2 separate regions of the Homo sapiens genome follow, and region 1 is linked to region 2. A link is a loop called in an ENCODE intact Hi-C map of the cell type or tissue named here. Cell type or tissue: IMR-90. All regions are shown on one strand. Links, peaks and the distances in the headings refer to the core of each region. The heading gives the core; the rest is flanking DNA. Region 1 overlaps MAGI1 (membrane associated guanylate kinase, WW and PDZ domain containing 1). Region 2 overlaps MAGI1 (membrane associated guanylate kinase, WW and PDZ domain containing 1).

Region 1 (11,214 bases), core at 3,410-7,409, 390 kb before region 2:
AATTTGCCGAATTATAATAGAACTCAGAGTGGACTTCCTGTCTTCAAAGCACCTTACAAAAGTTAACTAATTAATCGTCATAACACCTTGTGAGGTGTGCATTATTATTACATTCAAGGTGAAGCTTTAGTTAGTGGCTGAAATTTAAATAAGGCCACTTGATAGAAGTAACCCAACTGAAAATGTAACCAAACATAGAATGGCTTTGGATTTCACAAACTGCTCTCCAAGAATCCTGTATGTTATGACTAAGCAATTGAAGACTGCCTCAGCAGCCATTGGAAACATAGAAAAGGAAATCGTTTACTGAGATACCCGCTGTTTCAAAGAAGCATTCAAATCAGCAATTTCGGAGGGATGCAGACTTACCTAAAATTACATGTTCTGCAAAATTAAGATGTCAACGTTCTTTGAAATTATTCTCCCAATTGCAAGGCCCCAGCAAATCTTTATCATTTGGCTTAGAGCAGAGTTTCTCAACCTGGGCACTGTTGACACCTGGGGCTTCATATGGTTTGGCTCTGTGAGCCCAGGCAGATCTCACCTTGAATTGTAATAATACCCATGTGTCAAGTGTGGGACCTCGTGGAGATAACTGAATCATGGGGATGGTTTTTCCCATGCTTTTCTAGTGAGATCTGATGATTTCATAAGGGGCTTCCTCCTCTGCTCGGCTCTCATTCTTTCTCTCCTGCCACCCCGTGAGGAGGTGCCTTCCAACGTGATCATAAGTTTCCTGAGGCCTCCCCAGCCATGTGGAACTGTGAGTCAACTAAACCACTTTTCTTTATAAATTACCCAGTCTCAGGTATTTCTTCATAGCAGCATGAGAACAGACTGATACAGAGCTGGATCATTCCTCATTATGGGAGGCTTTCCTGTGCATTGTAGGGTGTTTAACAACATCCCTGGCCTCTACCTACTGTATGCCAGTAGCCCACCAACCTCTTCCCCAAGTTGTGACAATGAAAATGTCCGCAGATATTGCTAACTGTACCCTGGAGGCAAAATTGCCCCTGAGAACTACTACCTTAGACAAGAGGTCAGAGTATTTCTCTCCAGTATTGCACATATCCAGAGAGCCCCTGTAGATTTAAAAAAAAAATGTTTTTGTCTTCCCTGAGCCATTACTCTGATCCAAATGAACAAAGAATTTCAGATTTTCCCATGACATGAGGGGACGTGGGTGAGCCAGCACAGAGGGTCCTTAAAGATGCACAAAATGGTAAATGCTGAATTTTGGTAACTGGGTGCTACTCACCCAGACAACTCAGTCTGCATAGCGACTGGAAAGAGAGCTGGAGGTGTCTGCCTGGGGCCCAGAACTTTTTAAATCCTCCCAGGCTTCCCACTGGCAATGCTAATTTTCAAGGAAGGCTTGCATCCCACACAGGACATTTCTGGCCTTGCCTGCCTCCTCCAACTTTGCATCCTCAAATGCCAAATTCTCCCACTTTGTAGCTTAGCAGGCAGAGAAGCAGCTGAAAACCCTGCGGGCTATTGAGAATGAGTAATTGGATATCAGCCTTAAAAATAATCAATCCCTTCCCCCCGCATCCCTTCCCATCTCCATTTCCTCTCTTGCCTCCCCCTACCCTCAGAGGTAAAGGAAATCTTAATCACTTTTAGACCAAGGAGGCAAAATCATACTATATTAAGCTTTTTAAGAAAAAATGTAAAGGAATTTATCCCATGGCAGACAAAGTACAAAGTATTAAAGTATAGGAGATACATACATCTGCTATGTACTAAATTACCCCCAAAATTCATATGTTGCAACTCTAATCCCCAATGTGACTGTATTTGGAGATAGGGCCTTTAAAGGAGGCAGTTAAGGTTAAGTGAGGTCATACGGGTGGGGCCACAATGTGATAAGACTGGTGTCTTTATAAGAAGAGGAAGAGACCCCAGGGGTACGCACAAAGGGAAAAGGCCACCTAAGGACATAGTGAGAAGGTGCCCACCTGCAATTCAGCAAGTGGGCCCTCACCAGAAACCAACCCTGCCAACACCTTGATCTTGGACCTGCAGCCTCCAGAACTCTGAGAAAATCCATTTCTGTTGTTGAAGCCACACAGTTTGTGGTATTCTGGTATGGAAGCCCTAGCTGACTAATATGCTATAGAACACAGGTGACCCTCCATATCTGCAGATTCGACCAATCGTGGATCAAAAATATTTGAGAAAAAAAATTGTCTACTGAACATGTGCAGACCTTTTTCTTGCCATTATTCCCTAAATAATACAGTATAACTATTTACATAGCACTTATATTGTATTAGGTATTATAAGTAATTTAGAGATGATTTAAGGTATATGGGAGGATGTAGGTTATATGCAAATACTACACCATTTTGTATCAGGGACTTGAGCATCTTTAGATTTTAGTATCTGCAGAGGGTCCTGGAACCAGTCCCCCATGGAGACCAAGGGATGACTGTACAATTTAGCAGTTAAAAAAAAAAGGCATAGATTCAAAAGATGAATTAAGTGGGAGAAAATAACACCACTGAACAATAGGTACATTATTATGCACTTGTAATTTTAGAACCCCACAGACAAAAAACATACACACACACACACACACACATATGCTTTTGTGCATTAGCAGATATCCTGACATGTCTGGAAGGAGCGTTCCAATATGGCAACAGTGGTTAGCTCTGGGAAGAGACTGGAATTGAGGAAGGGAGTGGTTAAGAGTTTTTATCTTACACTATTTGGACTTTTTTAAAAAACCAAACTAACGTAGTATGCATTACTTGCATCGTAAAACAAAATATTAAGGGTTTTTCTGTTTTGGGTTTTTTTGTTTTTTTGGTCTCAACTGCTCTTCTTAGTCTTCTCAAAGCCTGAATCATGTTCTTGGTGACACCCACATCAGGCCCCTCCTGAAAGTAGCATAAAATCATAGAGAATATGGCATTCTTTCTGGTTTAAATTCTATAAATGGACCAGACCATTTCCCACTGTTTCAGTGTAACCATCAATGACATAGTGGGGGAGGGGCACGAAGAAAGAACAGTTTCCTCAAAATCCAAAATAAAGCTCATTAATAGGAACAAGGATTGAGACATTTTAATTATCCAGGCATGCGCCTGTGGAATTTCTCATCCATTTTAATGGAATCCAGGAAGGGAGAGGGAATACATTTTTAATAAAAATAAAGAGTGAAACAAAAACCAATCCAGACAAAATACACCAAAGTAACAAAAATAACCCCCATGAAATAGATTTCAAAAATAAAACTGAAATAAGTTGAGGGGAGAAAACATCATCAGCCAGACTCCTGGGGTGATTTCACAGGGCCCGTGACAGTGCACAACAATTTTGCACATCTAGCTACAGGAAATGGTTCCCGTGTTACAAGTTTCCAATAAGACCAGTTAAAAGAAAGCAACTGGAAACAAAGGTACTCCCAGCCCAAATGTGTTCTCTGGAACCCAATTGTTGGCCCTGGTAGGAAGAATAAATAAAATCTTTGCTTCTTTCTAAAAAGGAGAGGAGCACATCATTTTCCTTTCACATAGTTTGTGGTAATTCTAAGAGGTTTTAGGATGATCCACATGTTGAATGTGGGTTGTTCTCACTGCTTTTTATTTTAGCAATGGGGAGGGTCATTTGGTCCCCTCTAAATAGCTTTTTTTTTGTCTCTCCTTTCTTCCTCTATGGGAATAGGCAGTGAGTTTTTCTCCCTAAGGCTCACAGACATATTTCACTTCTTGCTTCTATTTCTCCCCATGGCTATGGTAGATCTTTAGTCTCATGGGCCTTCCCTCCATGCCTGGAATAAAACACACACCCTTGGCCATGAGGCCTTTGCTCAGGTCTTGCTTCCTCCTTGGAAAGAGCTCTTCCTTCTTGCCTCCCTTTTTTCTTCTATCAAGATTAAGTCCTCCAATTACAGACACTCAAGGGCACCACATACACTCCATAGCTGTTACCACAATTTAACTCAATTATCCAATGTCTGTCTTTCCTGGCAGATTCTGAACTTCAGGAAGGCTGAAGTTTTATTGCTTTTGTTTGACGCTGAGTGCCCAGCATCAAGCCTGGAAAATAATACTCAGTACATATTTGTTAACAAACTGCTTTGGCCTGATTTATATTTTTAGAAGACAATGGAGTGAGTTAAGGTCAGCTAAGGTATAATTTCCCAGGGATAAGTGGAAAATCTAAATCATAAAATTCCTCCTAGAGGGGGTGGCTATAGGGAGGACTGTCAAATAGATGGGTTGGAGAGATAGATGACATTTTCACTAGTCTTGACACATTCTGCAGCCAATAAAAGAGATACTGTCTAGTTCTAGATTTCGTGACTATCTCAAATGTACTCTTGATTTCTCCTTTGGTCCCAAATTAGGGCTGGTCATATCAATGGTACCTTCTGGGTCACTGGACTGGACCAGTGTTAGAGTTGCTTACATAAATACTAGAGCTTCTACGTAAATGACACTTTTTGTCAGTAGCATTTTCCCAAGAGTATTTTTCCCCTAAATTTTAAGGCTTGTATGTTATTTTGGTCATAGGAATGTCACACTCCACTCATTCACTCATAACACAATTATTTTTCAGCCCCAAAGTTGCCTGCTAAAATTATTTGTGGGTAGAGATGGGGACAGAGACATCATAAATACTTTGGAAACCAAGAACTTGCTAGAAATAATTTTCCCTCTTCATGACTGCTGATTGTCAACTATTCAATATTCTCTTGTTAACATACCACATGTTCTATTTAAATAAGAACATAAAATATTTCTCAAAAGAATTTAAGTGAAAAAATACTATAGCTTAATCTTGATTAAATGATGGTGTTTCTGACCTGTTCTTGAGAACAACTGTCCTTATTAGTGAATAAATTCAGTGGTGACAGGAATGTAAAACAGAATTCACAATTGATATATACATGTCCATTATGTTTATATTTGGCTAATAATTTTGTGCAAGTAGGAAGGTTGTTTAGTTTACTTTCGGAAAATAATCTCACACCATCTTTTCTTTGAGCTGCTGCATCATCGCAACCTTAAAAAGGCAAGCATAGACACCTTATGAAGAAAAGAGAAAGCAAAGCAGACACATTCAATCCCCATCAGGCTATGGGGTTAAAGCTGATGGACAAGGGCATGGCTCTCTATTAAAATCACCTGGGGCCTTTTATAAACCCCGGCTACACCCAGAGCAACCACATCAGAATCTCTGGAAGTGGGCCCAGGCATCAGCGCTTTTCAAGCTCCCCAGGTGATTCCAATGTGCACCCAAGGTACGAACCATTGGTTCAGCGGCTCCGCTGAGCCTGGTAACTCTCATCTGATGGGAAAAGGTCCCACAGACTGCAAGCACTTTGCTAAAAACAGCTGCTCCCAATAAAAGAATGCAAATTCTCAGTAACATCGGTGTCACCAGAAAAAAGGAGGATTAGGAGTCACAATTTATCTCTTCAAAACTATTTAAACAAACCACTTAATGGTACCAGGTTTTAAAGTATAAAGTTCTTCACTGCAGCATGTTTTTGTAATAACAATTGCGTGTCCATAGAGGATTGGTTAAGTAAATTGTGGTCAACTTTAGAATATGCAGCTATGAAGAGACAGCACAATACTTTTGTTTACTGAGTATACAAACTATGTCCTGGGCACTACTCCAGGACCTTGGAATTCATCAGATTCAGGACAAAGATTCTTGCCCTCATGAAACTTAATGAAGAAACTTATTCTAGAAGAGGCCAGCTACGTAACTGGCAAGACTTGGTGCAAATTGAAAATGTGGGGGTCCTTATTCAAAAATTACTGAAAATTCAAGACCATGAGAGCAGAGCATTAAATCAAGCAAAGGGCCCTTCTAAGTGCAAGGCCCTGTGTGAGTGCACAGTTTGCATCTCCACAAAGCTGGCCCTGATTATAAAGGAGACAGGTGATAAACAATAGACACCTTGGGAGGCTGAGGCCGGCGGATCACCTAAGGTTGGGAGTTTGAGACCAGCCTGACCAACATGGAGAAACCCCGACTCTACTAAAAATACAAAATTAGCCTGGCATGGTGGCGCATGCCTGTAATCCCAGCTACTCGGGAGGCTGAGGCAGAAGAATCCCTTGAACCTGGGAGGCGGAGGTTGCGGTGAGCTGAGATCGTGCCATTGCACTCCAGCCTGGGCAACAAGAGTGAAACTCCATCTCAAAAAAAAAAAAAAAATAGACCATGAGTAAGCACATAGATTACACACCACGTTAGAAGGTGTTGAGTGCCGCAGTGGGGAAAAGAGTAGAACACGGGACACAACTTGCAATTTTAAATAGGGTGATCAGGGTAGGATGCATTGGAAGAATGACAATTGAGCGAGGATTTGAATAAAGGGAGGGAGTCAGCCGTGGATATCTGAGGAAAGACCAGTCCCAGGCAGGGGACCAGCTAGAGCAAAGCCCCTAAGGCTGAGTGTGCCAGAGTGGAAAAGAGGGGCCAACCCCATCCCGGAGGACCTCAGAGCCTACTCTAAGGACTTTGACCTTTCACTTGACATTTTAAAAGAGTAGCTCTGCCTGCTACAGGGAGAGGAATCTGTAGGTGGCACAGGGAAAAGGCAGAGAGAACCGTAAGGAAGCTAATCCAAGAGTGGGGGAGAGAGAAGGACAAAGAATGGGAATGAGTGACGTATAAAAGGCTTTATTTTTATGTGTGTGTGTATATCTATATATACATACATACTCCTAACTTGAAGAAATACCCACAATATGTAAGGTAAAGGAACAGTTCATAACATAGTAAGGGCTAATGGCCCATTTTTTCATAAAAACTATATATACGTACACATATACCCATACAGTTATACACACACACACACACACACACACACACACAGAAAGACTAGAAATGTCACGAATCAAGCTGCTAATAACAGTTATTTCTGTGGATTGGGATTGACAGGTGTAAGGAAGAATGTCACTTTTTATACTTTCCTGAAATGCTTGAATCTTTTATTGTAAATATGCATTTGTAAATATGCATTCGTATTGTAAATATGAATTCGTTTTGTAAATAAAAACTGCTTTTAAAAATGGGGTATCATAGGATTGAGTGGTTTCTTTCTTCACACTCAAACATGGGGAATGGCTAGCAAAGACTGGATAATACATAGACAGGCTTCTGTAACTTGAGAAAGATGTGGTCAACTTAAAAAAAATGAAAATAAGATTAGGTTTGAAACAAGGATCTGGAAAAAAAAAAAAGGCTAGTAAGGTGGGAATTTGTAAACCTGTAGAAAACCCAGTAGAATAGTAAATGATGGACCTTACCTAACAGAAGAAATTGGGTACAAAGTGTTCTGCACGTATTAATTAAGGTATAGGGAAGAGAAGCTGAAGGATTTAGGTTGGAAATAAAATGAACTCTTTTAGTAAGAGGAAGGTAAACATGGGCTTGGGGACTTCTGAACTTTGAGAACTGCATGGTACAGGAGGGGTTTTCGTGGTAACAATTGCTGCCCTGGACAGCCCCGGTGGCTAACTGGATTCTTTCCACCTCTCTCCAAGTCCGCTCTCCCATGGTGCTGTGAGGCCATCTTTCTCAAACTTAAACCTGAGCTGGTCACCTCTCCCTCCCCGAACACACACACAGCTCGCCGGAGGCCCTGTTAAAACTCTTCAGTGGTCTTCTGTTATTCTGAAGTCTACAATCTGGAACAAGTCCAGCCTGGCACAACCCTTATTCCCTTCACAATGCAACCCTTCCCTTCTAGACCACACTCCCTTGCACTTGGGCCTTTGCTCAGCCTGCACTTTGTTCCTTCTTTCACTGATTAGCTTCCTCTTCCTTCTGGCCTCACTTGAATTATAACCTTCTTCAATCTGGCTAAATTTCCTATTAGTTGCTATCAGAGGACCCCGTGCTTCTGCTTGGTATGCAGTTTGCAAGCATTTGTCTTCTCCCCACCAACTACGAGCACTTGAGACCAGGAACCAGGCATTTCTAGCCCCCACCATGTACCTGGCACAGAGCTGATCTTCAATAAATGTGTTGAGGAAATGAGAAATAGAGTAGCAAGCCTTGCCTATTACACATGCAGGAATGAACAGCCTTTCTGAGATATTTTCCCTTCAATTCCACAATCTTATGAGACCAAAGAGAATTTATTCTCTGAGGGATAAATATAAAGTACAGCACTTAATGGAGTGGTGTTTAGAGCTCTCAGCTGTGAAGACCATGCCTTTATTCCCTCCAGAGACATGACAATAAAGACTTTTCAGTTAGGTGGAAAGGTGATGCAGTCAAGGGTAGCAGTCGCATGCAATACTTGAGTATTTACTGTATAATTCAACAGTTATCACTACTTTGCTTAAATCCATGTACTTGCAAAGAGATCTTGTGCTTTGGATCCATTGGACACCTAATAACTACACTAATGAAGTAAAGCCACACTCCTCTTGCCTCTGACAATGACCACAATGCATAAAGACATCACTTAGGGGTGGGAGGGAGTAGTCAAACAATTTTCACAGAAGATCCACTCCTGCAAAAAATACCCTAAATCATTGTGTTGGAGAGGGCATTTCCCTTCACATAAGCTTCTAATGATTTGTATTGCCAAAGCACTTGGATCTCACTGTGCTAAACATCCACGATGCTGATGGTGTTGCCTCAAAGGAGAAATCGCTTGGAGGAACTTGAAAGGGCTTTTCCTTTTATGATTAATGCAGGCCACCAAAGGTGGTCTCGGATTGCCCCCAGCTGGAAAAATCCTGACGGCATAATTGAGTCTCTGCACATTTGGTGTGGCTGTTTATGGCAGGCAAAGAACTTGCATGACATAAGGGCTTTACAAACAGCTTCAACTGTTGGTTAAGCCAGGGACCACTTTGAGATGCCATCTTTTATAAAGGAGATACTAGGGAAGTGAGCAGAGTTCATAATTACCATCCTGGTGACAAAGCAAAATACAGCAAAGGAGATGGGTTGGAGGAAGGCCTACTATTCAACAAAATGCCTTTTGAACGCCCAGGAGATTAGGTTCTGGAGGAAAACCCCAAACACTAAGTCATAAAAAGGAACAACCAAAAACTGTGTGAAGGAAACTGGAAAGTTATTCAACACTACCTGATCCACCCCCACGAACGTTAGGTCACTTGAGAATGGTTAACTTTCGTATCTAGTGTGACTTGGGAGTATATCTAATTCCACACACATCTACCTCCTGAAGTTAGACTTAGAGATGACTTTGTCTCAGTTTTCACAGCACAGCATTTTGGTTTCATATTCCTCAGCAATGGTTAAGTGTAGTATTTTGTTGAATAGTATGTACTATACTATTCATAATTAAAAGGCCTTCTTCCCCATTTTAATAGAGTGAGAAAATAATTTTTTCTTACAGGCACGGTGGCTCATGCCTGTAATCCCAGCACTTTGGGAGGCTGAGTTGGGCAGATTGCTTGAGCCCAGGCATTTGTGACCGGCCTGGGCAAAAGGGCAAAACCCCATTTCTATAAAAATACCAAAAATTATTTGGGCATGGTGGCATGCCCCTCCAGTCCCAGTTACTCGGGAGGTTGAGCAGGGAGGATCACTTGAACCTGGGAGGTTGAGGCTGCAGTGAGCTGCGATCATGCCACTGCACTCCAGCCTGGGCGTCAGAGTGAGACCCTGTCTCAAAAAAAAAAAAAAAAAAAAAAAAAGTTTTTTTCATTTATTTTGATTGGAAAATAAACCAGGACAACAAAAAGAGTAGAGTACTCATTGCCACGCAGAAATCTTCCTCAATTAAAAAAAAAAAAAAAGTTCGTGTCATTTACTGAGGACTCTTCTGATTGCCAAAGATGTGTATCTATTCTTAGCTCTGTGAAGTATGTCCTTTTACAGATGAGGAAATGGAGGCTTCAGAGGAGGTTAAGGAATGTGCCCAAGAATCACACCAGAAGTGATGAAGCTCTTAGCTTGGCAGGATTTGTTTTATTATCAGGGTTCTGTGCTATACTGTGCTGTGCTGTTTAAACTTTCATGTGCATAAGGCATAGCTGAGGATCTTATTAACTGTACATTCTGACTCAGTAGGTCTGGAGTAGGGCTGAGAATCTGCATTTCTAACAAGCTCCTCAGTGATGATGAGGCAGCTGGTCCACAGACCACACTTTGAGTAGCAAGGCACTATGCTATTGCAATGGCATAGATCCTGCTCTTTCAACACAACGGCATTTCATCAAGTTGGAGTCAGGGGCCCTCAATTGATTACTTGACCCTGATACATTTGAGACAACATAGAGACAAGGAAGATATCAATCCAGAAGCAATAGTGGTTGTGGAATGCATACATTTCCATGTATTTTTACAGTAAAAATGCATTAAAAAATCTTTCACAAAAGAAACTTAAAAAATACAATTAGGGTGTTGAGTCCTCCCCCCCAACATTCTTTCAGGCATCAACTGTGTAACGGAGGGAGACAAATTCCTAAATCGTTTGATTTCATCATACAAAATACTCATCCATTATCTCTCATCAAGACATTTACATTAAGTGGGGGAGGGGGGCGGCGGGATTAAGGAAAGTAGGCTCACAAGAATCAGTTTCCAATTTAAGGTTACAGCAGTTCAAAGAAAACTATATCTTTCTGCATAATGCATAGTCCCTGTACAGTACAATATTTCCAAACAAATCTGATGTGTGGAATTCAGGTGAAACTGCCACACCAAAAAGTCCACGGATTGAGACAAGCCCAGGTGGGTAGCACATAGATTTTAAATTGCCAAATATCATCTTACAACAAGAAGGACATCAAGATGTTAACTTCAGGATATATTCCCAAAATCCACCTTGATTTCATTTATTTAAAACTCTGGATCACAATTGAGAGCATCAGTCATTTAACATCACAGATTTTGTTAGAACTAGTGAGAAGAATCCTAGCAGTGGAGCCCTGGGAATAAAATCTCCAAGTCAGCTCTTAGGAACTTGATGAAAAAGAACATCATTATTCAGTTGTACTCTTCCTCAGCCTTACTACAGCTCAATGTATGCTTTGTATGGAAAACTTTAATAATAAAAATAGCATTCACAGACTTTTCCCTCCTTTTTAGCTACAGAATGTATATTGTGTCTGTTCCAGGAAAGGAACTTGTTTTATAAATGTCCACACAACTACAGCTACTCATTCTAATGTTATGTATAAACCCATAAGTCAAATAAAGCTATGAACAATGTAATATTTATATATGCATAGTGTTTTATAAAAAGAT
Region 2 (11,214 bases), core at 3,429-7,428:
TATATTCATTTAAAAATATTTCCTGGCTGAAAGTTCTCAATGACTTCAGCTAACAATACAGTTAGGATCAAAGTTTGAGGTTGGCTAAAATCACATGAAATCACTATGTATGAGCATTTTGGGTATAATACTATGCACAGTAGACAATATAAAACATAAAACATATATATTTTATACAGTCATTTAAGATTTGGTTTTATCTGAATGTCTAAGTGGACTAACTTCCAGCCAAAGGTTTAGAAACAACACTGAATCTAACTCAGGGAAGAGCCACTGCCAATCCTGCTTTACTAAACATTACAACCACTACCCAGCAAGGCCAAATTCCTTGAGCAAATGTGTGTTTGCTGACCCTGGAACCCATCTTTGAAGCTCCCCATCGCTAATGAAAAGTGAACTCTACTTCCTGACCTTTTCAGCTGTTCTGGGAATCCAGCCATAACCAGAGTCTCCCAAGAGAATCTCTGAATTTGTCTACTGCAAATACAGCACTGCAATCTAAGCAGGAAACTGAACTAGATTTTAAAACAAGCCGTTAGCAACAAAAGGCAGAACATTAAAATCACCATGTAATACAATCCTGCTACCACTGACCTTTGGTTATATAAGTAGTTCAGAATGACTTGATTGAATAAGAGATGCTGTATTACTTTCTTTCTGTGACTAAACATTTTGGGGCCTCATGTTCAATTAGAAATTAAAATTTGGCCACACATACCAAGAGTCTAATTACATTTCTCAGCATCTGTCTTTCTTTCCAGGCCAAAAGAAAATATTTATGAAGAGCAGATTGAGACAAAATATACTGCTGTGGAATTGGTGAATATCTCCATTACATCATTTGCCTTTTAGGTGGTTTATCAGTTAGGAATGCTTTTGGCTGCAAATAAGAGAATCTTTGCATTAAGAGTAGCTTAAACAGTTAGTGGCTTATTTATCTCACAAAATCTGGAAGTGATCCCTGGGGTTGCTTCAGCTCTTCAACAATGCTATAAAAAAAAATGGCTTCCACCATTCTCAGCATGTGAATTTTCTTCCCCAAGCCTGTCACCTCATTTTCACAAGATGCTACTACCTTTCCAAGCAACATATCCTCATTTAAAGCAGGAAGCAGGAGACAGGGGCGAAATGACTATCTTCATGAGTATCCATCATCTTTACTAAGGAAGGGAATCTCTTCTACTTCCCCTCACGTCTCATTGGCCAGAGCTGGGTCGCATATACAACTCTAGACCAGTCACTGGTGTGGCAGAATGGACTGACGAGACTGGCTTAGACCAACTGTGATTCACGACGTATGACCTGGGACAGGCCTGCTTTGCCTGAGATCAAGTAATTGTGCTGACTAGACACAAAATCAGGGGTCAGTTAGCGGGAACAGGGAGAGATGCTACTGAGGAGATAAGGACAGCACTGTAACCCACAAATGTTTCCTAGAATGGAAAGATCTACGGATAAACAAATGAATAAATGGTCACTAAAAGAAAAAAGTAATAGTTCATTTTTGTTTTCTCTACAGCAAAATATTGTGAGAGGCTGAAGTGTTGTCAGAGCTGTAGAACAGAATCTGTTATTGTCTAACTCTCCCCACCCCCCCGGGGTTTTTGTTTTTTTTTTTCTTTTTAATAAGTGAAATGGTTACCTCCATTGTAGTTTTGCCAAATTCAATGAAAAGAATCACAATGAATCAAGTTACCTCTAGAGGCATCTTCTAGCCCCCAAATTTAGTTACTGGATAACTCAAAAGGTAACCACCGTGCAACAGGGCATTTCTTCCAGTTTCCCTGAAGGGTGATCAAAATGTCCATTTAAAACATATAACCCATACCCCATGATTTAATGACTGGTATATAAGTAAAAGGCTGAACTTACAAATACTCTCAAGAGAGAAACCCTGTCTTCAGAATGTAATAGCTTTGGAGCAAATATGGGAATGTTTGTTTGCCATGTCAGACATACATAAAAGGAATTTTCGTGCTATGGCTAAAAACACCATCACACAGTCCACCTTAAAACTTGGCTCCAGTCGGGTTAAATAGAATTCTAACAGCATTTAAGGAAATCTATGACCAGGCATGATGGCTCACACCTATAATTCCAGCACTTTGGGAGGCTGAGGTGGGTGGATTACTTGAGTCCAGAAGTTCAAGACCAGCCTGGGCAACACAGTGAAGCCCTATCTCTTAAAAAAAAAAAAAAAAATTAGCTGAGCATGGTGGTGCATGCCTGTAGTCCCAGCTACTGGGGCGGCTGAGGTGGGAGATTCACTTGAGCCTGGGAAGTCGAGGCTGCAGTGAGCTGTGATTGTACCACTGCACTCCAGCCTGGGTGACAGAGTGAGACTCTGTCTCAAAAAATTTAAAAAAAAAAAAAAAAAGAAAGAAAGAAATTTACATTATCATGCATAAATCAGGCATTTTTAGTGCTTTAAATAATAAATGGCGCTCTGAAAATTCAGCCTAAAAGCAAGCTGTGCTTATTTATCCCCAGGATTCGAAGACTGATACTAAGAAGAATGTTAAATGTGGATAGTAGCCAGAATTGGAATATAAGGTGTAATCTCCATTCTTGCTAAGTTTACAAGCACAGGAAAGAATGAGGGTCTAAATTTTAGAAACTGTTGTGTACAATATTGTCAGAGTTGATTACTTGTGGTTCTGATATAATACTGGGATACTGAAATGTCGCAATTAAACAATTCTATTTTAAGTATTATGAATATTTTTCCCCTTTAAATTATATAGCTTCTTGGTAGAAAACATTCACGTATCAATTTAGCAAATTAGCCCCTGCTGAACTGTTCAGAAATAAAACGAATTCAGTCTCTGCATAAAGAAGAGGGCACCAACCTCAGAGAGATAACAGAATCTAGAGAAGAAAAGTTCCTGCCTCTTTTCAATGTCTGTGTGCTAGGATTGCAGTCCAGGTGCTCTGCACTTAGGTAAAACACACAGACAAGCCAGATTTGGCTACTCTCATTTACAAGACATGAAAACTTGCAAAGACTTTGTACACAAACCCACTTCTCATTAGACTGATCCTTGGGGATACTGATAAGCAGTAACTAGTGAAGAGTACAACCTCATCCTTCCTGCCACACTTTCCAAGAGCTCCCAGGATTAGCTGTGCGAGAAAGGGAAAGAAACGGTTTCTGAATCATTTCAAACCACCAGCATCCTTCCCCAGACTCTCTAACATCAAGCTGCTCTCTGCTACCCTCTAGAGGATATCAGCATTACAACAGTAAAGAAGAAAGACTGCTAATCACAGCGCGGCACTTACCTAGAAAACAAGAATGTGAAGTTGAATAGAATGAGGATTCCTTCAATATAATATACAAAACTCTTTTGAGACTTCTGTTTTTAGTATCAACTATCATAACAAAATTATGCAAAAATCCTGCTACAGATTATACATCACAATTAAGCAAAAGTTATGCATATCTTCCCTCATTCCCCAAGTCTGATCCACTTCCTGGAGTTTGTACTAACTCAAAGCATTAAACTATATGCTAAGAAGTATCTTTAAGGTCTGGCAAAAAAACTATGACTCTGATTCTTGAATTCATTGATGAGAAACTCAAATGAGAAAAATGAACTAGGTGTAAAATATCAGGGAATGATGAGGACTGTGGCAAACTGGGGAATCTCCTGCCCCATTAATGGGGTAAGAATCTATTAAGTTCTTGCTGATTGTCTGGACTCAGGGTTCCAAGATCACTTGTTTTTTCTGTCATTGTTGTGGGTTTTTTGTTTTTGTTTGTTTTTTTTGAGATGGAGTTTTGCTCCCAAGCTGGAGTGCAATGAGTGCAATGGCGCGATCTTGGCTCACTGCAACCTCCGCCTCCTGGGTTCAAGCAATTCTCCTGCCTCAGCCTCCCGAGTAGCTGGGATCACAGGCACCTGCCACCACGCCCCGCTAATTTTTTGTATTTTTAGTAGAAATGGGATTTCACCATGTTAGCCAGGCTAGTCTCGAACTCCTGACCTCAGGTGATCCGCCCACCTCAGCCTCCCAAAGTGCTGGGATTACAGGCGTGAGCCACCGTGCCCAGCTGTGTTTTGTGTTTTTAAATGAAAAGCCAGAAAATTAATTGTATGTAAAAATCTCTATATTTTAGAATGTTTGACCTCAAAACACTGTAATAAGAAAAACAAATAATGAAATATCTTGAAGATTTAGCCCATCAGAGCAGACATTTCTGCTCTAAGATTATCTGTCAGTGGCAACTGCAATCCAAGAGAAAAACCAGAGAAGGAAACCTCATCCATCTCTCACACAATGAGAGTCATCCTATCAAAAAACCATCTGGTTTATAGGGACAGATGTAGCAGATGTGGTAATTTGAAGACCGTTTAAATCTTCAGCCAGTCCCTTCCTTGGATGTTTGATCTTAATCTTGAAACAAAGTGGCTATATTATATGGCATATTAAGGCATAAATAAATCACTGCAACCATCTAGGATATTTCTTCCTTGCCTGCTCAGTCCAGAAGCACAGAAGATAGTCAGATGGACACTTCCAAGAAGGGAATGGAAGCAATGAAACCACCTTCACATGTTTGTAGGAGGCCATGTCACTACAGCTGTTGTTAATCCACTCCCAGGGAAGGGCAATGCAGGTTTGCTGTTTAACACCGAAATTCCTGCTCTAATTCTGAGTGTTACTTTTCTCCATCTTGGGTCTGATTTAAAATCCAATCTACTCCTCCTATCACTATAATGTCCCTTTCTGAGGTCCATTTATCTTTCTCAAAAAGAAGAACATCGTCTCAGTCGATTTTTCCCATGGCTGACAGGGTTTGGAGAACAGATATAGCAGATGAGGATGCCAACTCATTTTTCATTTGCAGGTTAAAAACATTATCTTGACTGGGTGCAGTGACTCACACCTGTAATCTCAGCACCTTGGGAGGCTGAGGCAGGAGGTGGGAGGAAGGCTTGATCCCAGGAGTTCGAGCACCCTGAGCAACACAGGGAGACCCTGCCTCTACAAAAATTTAAAGACTTGGCCAGGTATGGTGGCACTTGCCTGTAGCCCTAGCTACTTTGGAGACTGAGGCAGGAGGATCTCTTGAGCCCAGGAGGTCGAGGCAGCAGTGAGCCGTGATCATGCCACAGCACTTTAGCCTGGGCAACAGAGTGAGACCCTGTCAAGAAAAAAAAAAAAAGAAAGAAGAGAAAGAAAGAGAGAAAGAGGAAGAGAGAGAAAGAAAGAGAGAAAGAGAGAGGGGGAGAGAGAGAAAGAGAGAAAGAAAGAGAGAGAGGGAGAGAGAGAGAGAGAGGGAGAGAGAGAAACTGTCTTGTCTACATAACCTTCATTATCATTAGTCAAATCTCTATTTCAACAGCATTGAAAACTCTTTAGTGACTGTTTCCAACACAAATATATGACTGCTGAAGATTCCTGAAGGAAGCAGAGTTGTTAAAATCTAACAATAAGCGAGTCCTCTTGAATGTGTGTATGGATTTATTATAAATTTCCAGGGAAGCTAAATCCAGTGTCACATCTAGATAAACAGCAGGAGGGGAGGACAGAGAAGGAAATGGTGGGGGGAGGGGAGGTGAAGAGATGGGAGGTGAGGGGAGGAGAAGGGAGGAAGAGAGCGGAGGGGAGGGGAGGGGGAAGGAAGACAAATCCTAAAATTATCCTATAGATCATTACAATTCACATAAAAGCTTCTCTCTATTAAAAAAGAAAGTATATACCTATGCATACAATTGAGTTACTTGAGAATCTGGCAAAAGACCCTTATTATTTAATAATAAATTACTCCTGAAACACAAAGCTAAATTTAAATATCTATGAATGTCATTTAACCTCTGAAGATGTTTCATCAAATACATATTGGAATCATGCTGTATTCCTAGCATTTAATTTTTTTCTTGAAAATGAATGAATAAGAGCCATGTAGACTGCTTTAAAATTTCACTTTATAGATTGCTGTCTGCAAGTGTTCTAATAATAGACAAATGGAAACAGAAGTTAAGGATTTTTGGGGGGGTTCTCATTTTAAAAGTGGATAAAGCCTGTTTTTAAAAGTGTGTCTGCACGTGTGTGTGTGTGTGTGTGTGTACAGGAGATCAACAGAAAATATAAATATTGGAGGTGATTCCTAAGGTTATGCAAGATGGTGAGACCTACATAAGAACCAATAAGATGAGTGAGATCAGCGAGATTCCATTAAGTTGATCTATCATGTAATATTGTCAACAGATCCAGGGCAATCTGAAGCCTCCACAGATGGTCAGACAGCACTGAATTTGGTATTCACGGCTCTTGCTAGGGATCCGTCCAACCCAGTGAATGATCCTTGAGCTAGTATAAAAATGCAACCCCCAGGCCCCACAGCAGCACCTCAGTTATCATTATTATCAACAACCTACTGAAGACAAAAAGAAAAGCAACATGTGCTGACCAAGGAGGCTCCACAGTTAAAGATTCTCCCTCTGCTAAGTTTCACTTACAACAAAAAAAATTTGACTTGCCAATACACATATATTAACATTGATGTCCGCTGCCGCTCATTAAATGCTTAGAATGTGCCAGGTTATCAAGCACTTTACAGGCACCATGTCAATAACTGAAGCCTCTGTGAGGACCATTCTTACCTCCACAGTCAGATTTCATAGAGGCCCATGGAGATTAGATAGCCTGATCAAAGTTCTACTCCCAGTGAGTGCCCGAGCAGCAATCTGAACCCACATCTTCATCTCTAAAGACACTGCTCTTGCCTGAGACACTCCAACAATTAAATCTCCCAGACGCAGAATTTTCAGAAGTAACACTGATATTTTTGAAAGTGAATTCAGAGAGCCGAAGGTTCATTCTCTGTTACCATCATTCAATTCTCTTATGGTTTTCTATGGGTCTTGCCAAAAGAGCACTTTGATTTCTATCATTCTATTTCCAACCTGTAAGAAAAGTTCCCAGCAAAAGTAGCAGCTTCATCTATGTGGGATCTTCCAGTGGTGACTTTTAGATCAATGGAGTTCCAGGTGACAAGAACAGAGACTCCTTTTAAAAGAATGCTATTTGTATTAGTCAGGGCTCTCCAGAGAAACAGAACCAATAGGACATATATATACAGATATATAAGAAGAAGTTTATTTATAGGAATTGGCTCACATGACTGGCTCATGTGAATTGGCCAAGGAGTCCCACAATATGCTGTCTGCAAGCTAAAGAACCAAGAAAACTGGTGGTATATTTCAATCCATGATGGTATAAACTCCCAATCCAAGCCAGAAGGCTTGAGAACCTGGGGTGGGTAAGGGCAGCACTGGTATAAATCCTCCAGAGACCGAAGACCCAGAAACCAAGAGCTCCAATGTCCAAGGGCAGGAGAAGATGGGTGTCCCAGCTCAAGAAGAGAGAACAAGTTCGCCCTTCCTCCATATTTGTGTTCTATCCAGGCCAGCAAAGGACTGGATGATGCCCATCCACATTGGTGATGGCAGATCTTCTTTACTCAGTTTATTGATTCAAATGCAAACCTCTTCCAGAAACACTCTTACAGATACACCCAGAAATAATGTTTTACCAGCTACCTGGGAATCTCTTAACCCAGTCAAGATGACACACAAAATTAACCATCTCACTATTAATTTCAAAGGCAACTTCATTCCTAGAATACCACAAACACCTTTGTGCCCACCAGCCAGAACTGATTGTTAATACTGTCACACTTGCATCAAGACTTTTTTTTTTTTTTCTTTTTGAGACGGAGTCTCGCTCTGTCCCTAGGCTGGAGTGCAGTGGCGCGATCTCGGCTCACTACAAGCTCCACCTCCTGGGTTCACACCATTCTCCTGCCTCAGCCTCCTGAGTAGCTGGGACTACAGGCACCGCCACCACGCCTGGCTAATTTTTTGTATTTTTAGTAGAGACGGGGTTTCACCGTGTTATAGCCAGGATGGTCTCAATCTCCTGACCTCGTGATCCACCTGCCTCAGCCTCCCAAAGTGCTGGGATTACAGGCGTAAGCCACTGCGCCCAGCGCATCAAGACTTTTAAAATGAATGGATGGATGGACAGATGGACGGACGGGTGGATGGATGGACAGATGGATGGATGAATAAATCAGCCTTAAATTTAATGAATAAAAGCAACTTCTTCCAGTAAAGAACAAGTCAATGTTTGGAACTAATTAATTTATTCACCAGGTATGCCCTGAGTTAGAATCCAGCAATGTGCTAAATACTGGGGATACAACAGGAAATAAGACAATAATGTAACATTGTTCCAATACAGGAAAGGAGAGAGCATTGTGGGAGCATGGCAGGTGGTAGCTCACTCACAATCACTGGCTGCCATATGGTGCCCGGTTTTCCAATACTTCCAAGAGGCAGAAAATAAAGATTTTACATGGGTAGGTGGCTGGGGTCAAACCACAAAGGTCCAGGCTAATCACGTCAAATTACAACCAATGAAAGATTTTAAATGAGGAAGTGAGATCACTAAATTCTACTTTATCAACATTACTCTACCCACATATGGCAAATGGGTTGGAAGGGGTGAAGATGGAAGCCTGAAGTTTCACTTAACCAATTACCGAAAACAACACACACACACCTCTCTCCACACACACACACGCCATTAGCGCATTAAACCTGCCTCATTAGGACTCCTAAAATCAGATTCCACATTCCCTTACAATATTCTAACTTGAAAATAAAAACTCACTGTAGGCAACTAGTGCTTTCAAAGCCCTCCAGTTTTCCTTCCTCTTTGTGCTAATGGCTTTAGGCCACATCTCACTGCAGGAGCAAAGTGTTTAAATCACAACAGGTTTGCACTGACAGTGGCACTCATCCCATCAATATCCTCAGAGAATACTTATACAGGCATAGCTCACAGATACTGTGGGTTCGGTTCCTGATGACCGCCATAAAGTGAATATTGCAATAAAGCAGGTCACATAAATTTTTTGGTTTTCCAGCACATATAAAAGTTATATTTAAACTTTTGCCATCCTCCTGCCTCAGCCTCCTGAGTTGCTAGGACTATAGGCATGGGCCACCACCCCAAGCCAATTTAAAAAAAAAATTTTTTTGTGGAGATGTGGTCTCATTGTATTGCCAGGCTGCACTGAAACTCCTGGCCTCAAGTGATCCTCCAACCTTAGCCTCCCCAAGCACTGGGATTATAAGCTTGAGCCATCACACCCAGCCACAAATGTTCTTAATGGCCTCTAGAATGGTAAATTGTTTCCAGAAGATTTTCAACTTACTTTGACCAGATCCATAGAAGAATCACTATCTACGGCAGCTATAGCTTTACAAAATGTATTTCTTAAATAATAAGACTTGAAAGTTTAAGTGACTCCTTGATCCATGGGCTGCAGAAGGGATGCTGTGTTAACAGGCACGAAAACAACATTCATCTCCATGTACATCTCCATCAGAGCTCTTGGGTGACCAGGTGCCTTGTCGATGAGTAGCAGTAACAATACATTGAAAGGAATCTTTTTTCTTCTGAGGAAGTAGGTCTCAACAAGGGCTTAAAATATTCAGTAAAACATGCTATAAGCAGATGTGCTATCATTCAGGCTTTGTTATTCCATATATAGAGCACAGGCAGAGTAGATTTAGCACCCTCTTTAAGGCCCTAGAATCTTCAGAATAGTCAATGAGCATTGGCTTCAACTTCAAGTCACCAGCTACGTTACCACCTAACAAGAGACTGAGTCTGTCCTTTGAAGTTTTGAAGCCAGGCATTGACTTCTCCTCTCTAGCTAGGAAAGTCCTGGACAACATATTCTTCCAATAGAAGGCTGTTTCATCCGCACTGAAAATCTGTTGTTTAGTATAGCCACATTCATCAATTATCTTAGCTTGATCTCCTGCATACCTTGCTGTAGCTTCTACAATAGTACTTGCTGCTGCATCTTGCACTTTTATGTTATAAAAACAGCTTCTTTCCTTAAACTTCATGAACCAACTTATAGGCCAGCTTCAAACTTTTCTTCTGCAGCTTCCTCACCTCTCAGCCTTCATTCACAGAACTGGGGAGTTAGGGCCTTGCTCTGGATCAGGCTTTGGCTTAAGGAAATGTTGTACCTGGTTTAATCTTCTATCCAGACCAACTTTCTCCACATTAGCAATAAGGATGTTGCACTTTCTTGCCATTCGTGTGCTTACTGGAATAGCCCTTTTAATTTGCCGCCAGAACTCTTCCCTTTGCATTCACAACTTAGTTAACTGTTTGGTTCAAGAGGCCTAGCTTTCAGCCGCTCTCAGCTTTCCACATGCCTTCCTCATTCAGCTTAATCATCTCTAGCTTTTGATTTAAAGTGAGAGATGTGTGACTCTTCCTTTCTCTCAAACACTTAAAGAGTCCATTGCAGGGTATTAATTGACTTAATTTCAATACTGTTGTGGCTCACGGAATAGGGAGGCCCCAGGAGAGGGAGAGAGACATGGGAAAGGGGGATCCGTGGAGCAGTCAGAACACACACAACACTTATTAAGTTTGCCATCTTATATGGGTATAGTTTGTGGCACCCTGAAATTACAACAGTAACATCAGAGATAAATGATCACAGATCACCAAGACAGACAGAACAAGGAAAAAGTTTAAATATTGTGAGAATTACCAAAACGTGACTCAAAGACACAAGGTGACCACATGCTGTTGGAAAAATGGCACCAATAGACTTGGGCAATGCAAAGTTGCCACAAACCTTCAAGTTGTAAAAAAAAAAATGCAGTATCTGCAAAGTGCAATAGAGGGACACAATCAAAAGGATGTGCCTGGAATGGCTTTCAAGCACTAGTTTATCTGAAGCCTCTGATAGGAATGTGCATTCAGTATGCATGCGTACTCCCACACACCCTCAAACACACAGAAACATAACAACCCATATTCATTTTTCTGCCAGGAAACACCACAAATCAATTTCCACTAGTGTCTTTTTGGTTTTTAAAACAATTTACTGGACTGATAATGATGCTAATAATATTTTCTGGGCACTGGTCATCGTGTGAGGGACATTACTACATTATCTTAATTTAATGCTCCCACAAATCCTAGGAGGTTAGTATAATTACTATCCCCATTGTACCACTGCAAAAACCAGTGCTTGGAATTGTTAATGAGCTTGCAAAGGTCATACACCCAGTAAACTGAGATATTGGGATCTGAACCTGGAAAGCCCAAATCTGAACCCTTTGTTTCTAACAGCCATGCCTACTTGCCTCTTCCAGGGAAGGT

Evidence for each region. Hi-C counts contacts between places; a loop is a spot of excess contacts. Peaks named below come from ENCODE experiments on the same cell type or tissue, not always from the same donor. Only the 100,000 strongest peaks of a DNase experiment are listed, where the experiment ranks them.
Region 1: it touches region 2 in a loop (9-fold over the local background); 17 of 110 quality-filtered maps call a loop at or near these places.

What each region holds. Positions count from the first base shown.
Region 1 is chr3:65,343,252-65,354,465 of GRCh38, forward strand. It overlaps MAGI1 (membrane associated guanylate kinase, WW and PDZ domain containing 1), which reads right to left. Exons shown (of 23, transcript NM_001033057.2): 23 at 10,275-11,214. Among named protein-coding and RNA genes, the nearest start is that of LINC02040, 170 kb to the left of the region's middle. In IMR-90, for the core only: no CTCF peak of the experiment used is centred there; a DNase peak (open chromatin) is centred at 5,580.
Region 2 is chr3:65,729,304-65,740,517 of GRCh38, forward strand. The region is part of intron 1 of MAGI1 (membrane associated guanylate kinase, WW and PDZ domain containing 1); the gene reads right to left. LOC107986018 (a long non-coding RNA gene) reads right to left here. Exons shown (of 2, transcript XR_001740441.2): 2 at 1-11,214. Among named protein-coding and RNA genes, the nearest start is that of MAGI1-AS1, 160 kb to the right of the region's middle. In IMR-90, for the core only: no CTCF peak of the experiment used is centred there; no DNase peak of the experiment used is centred there.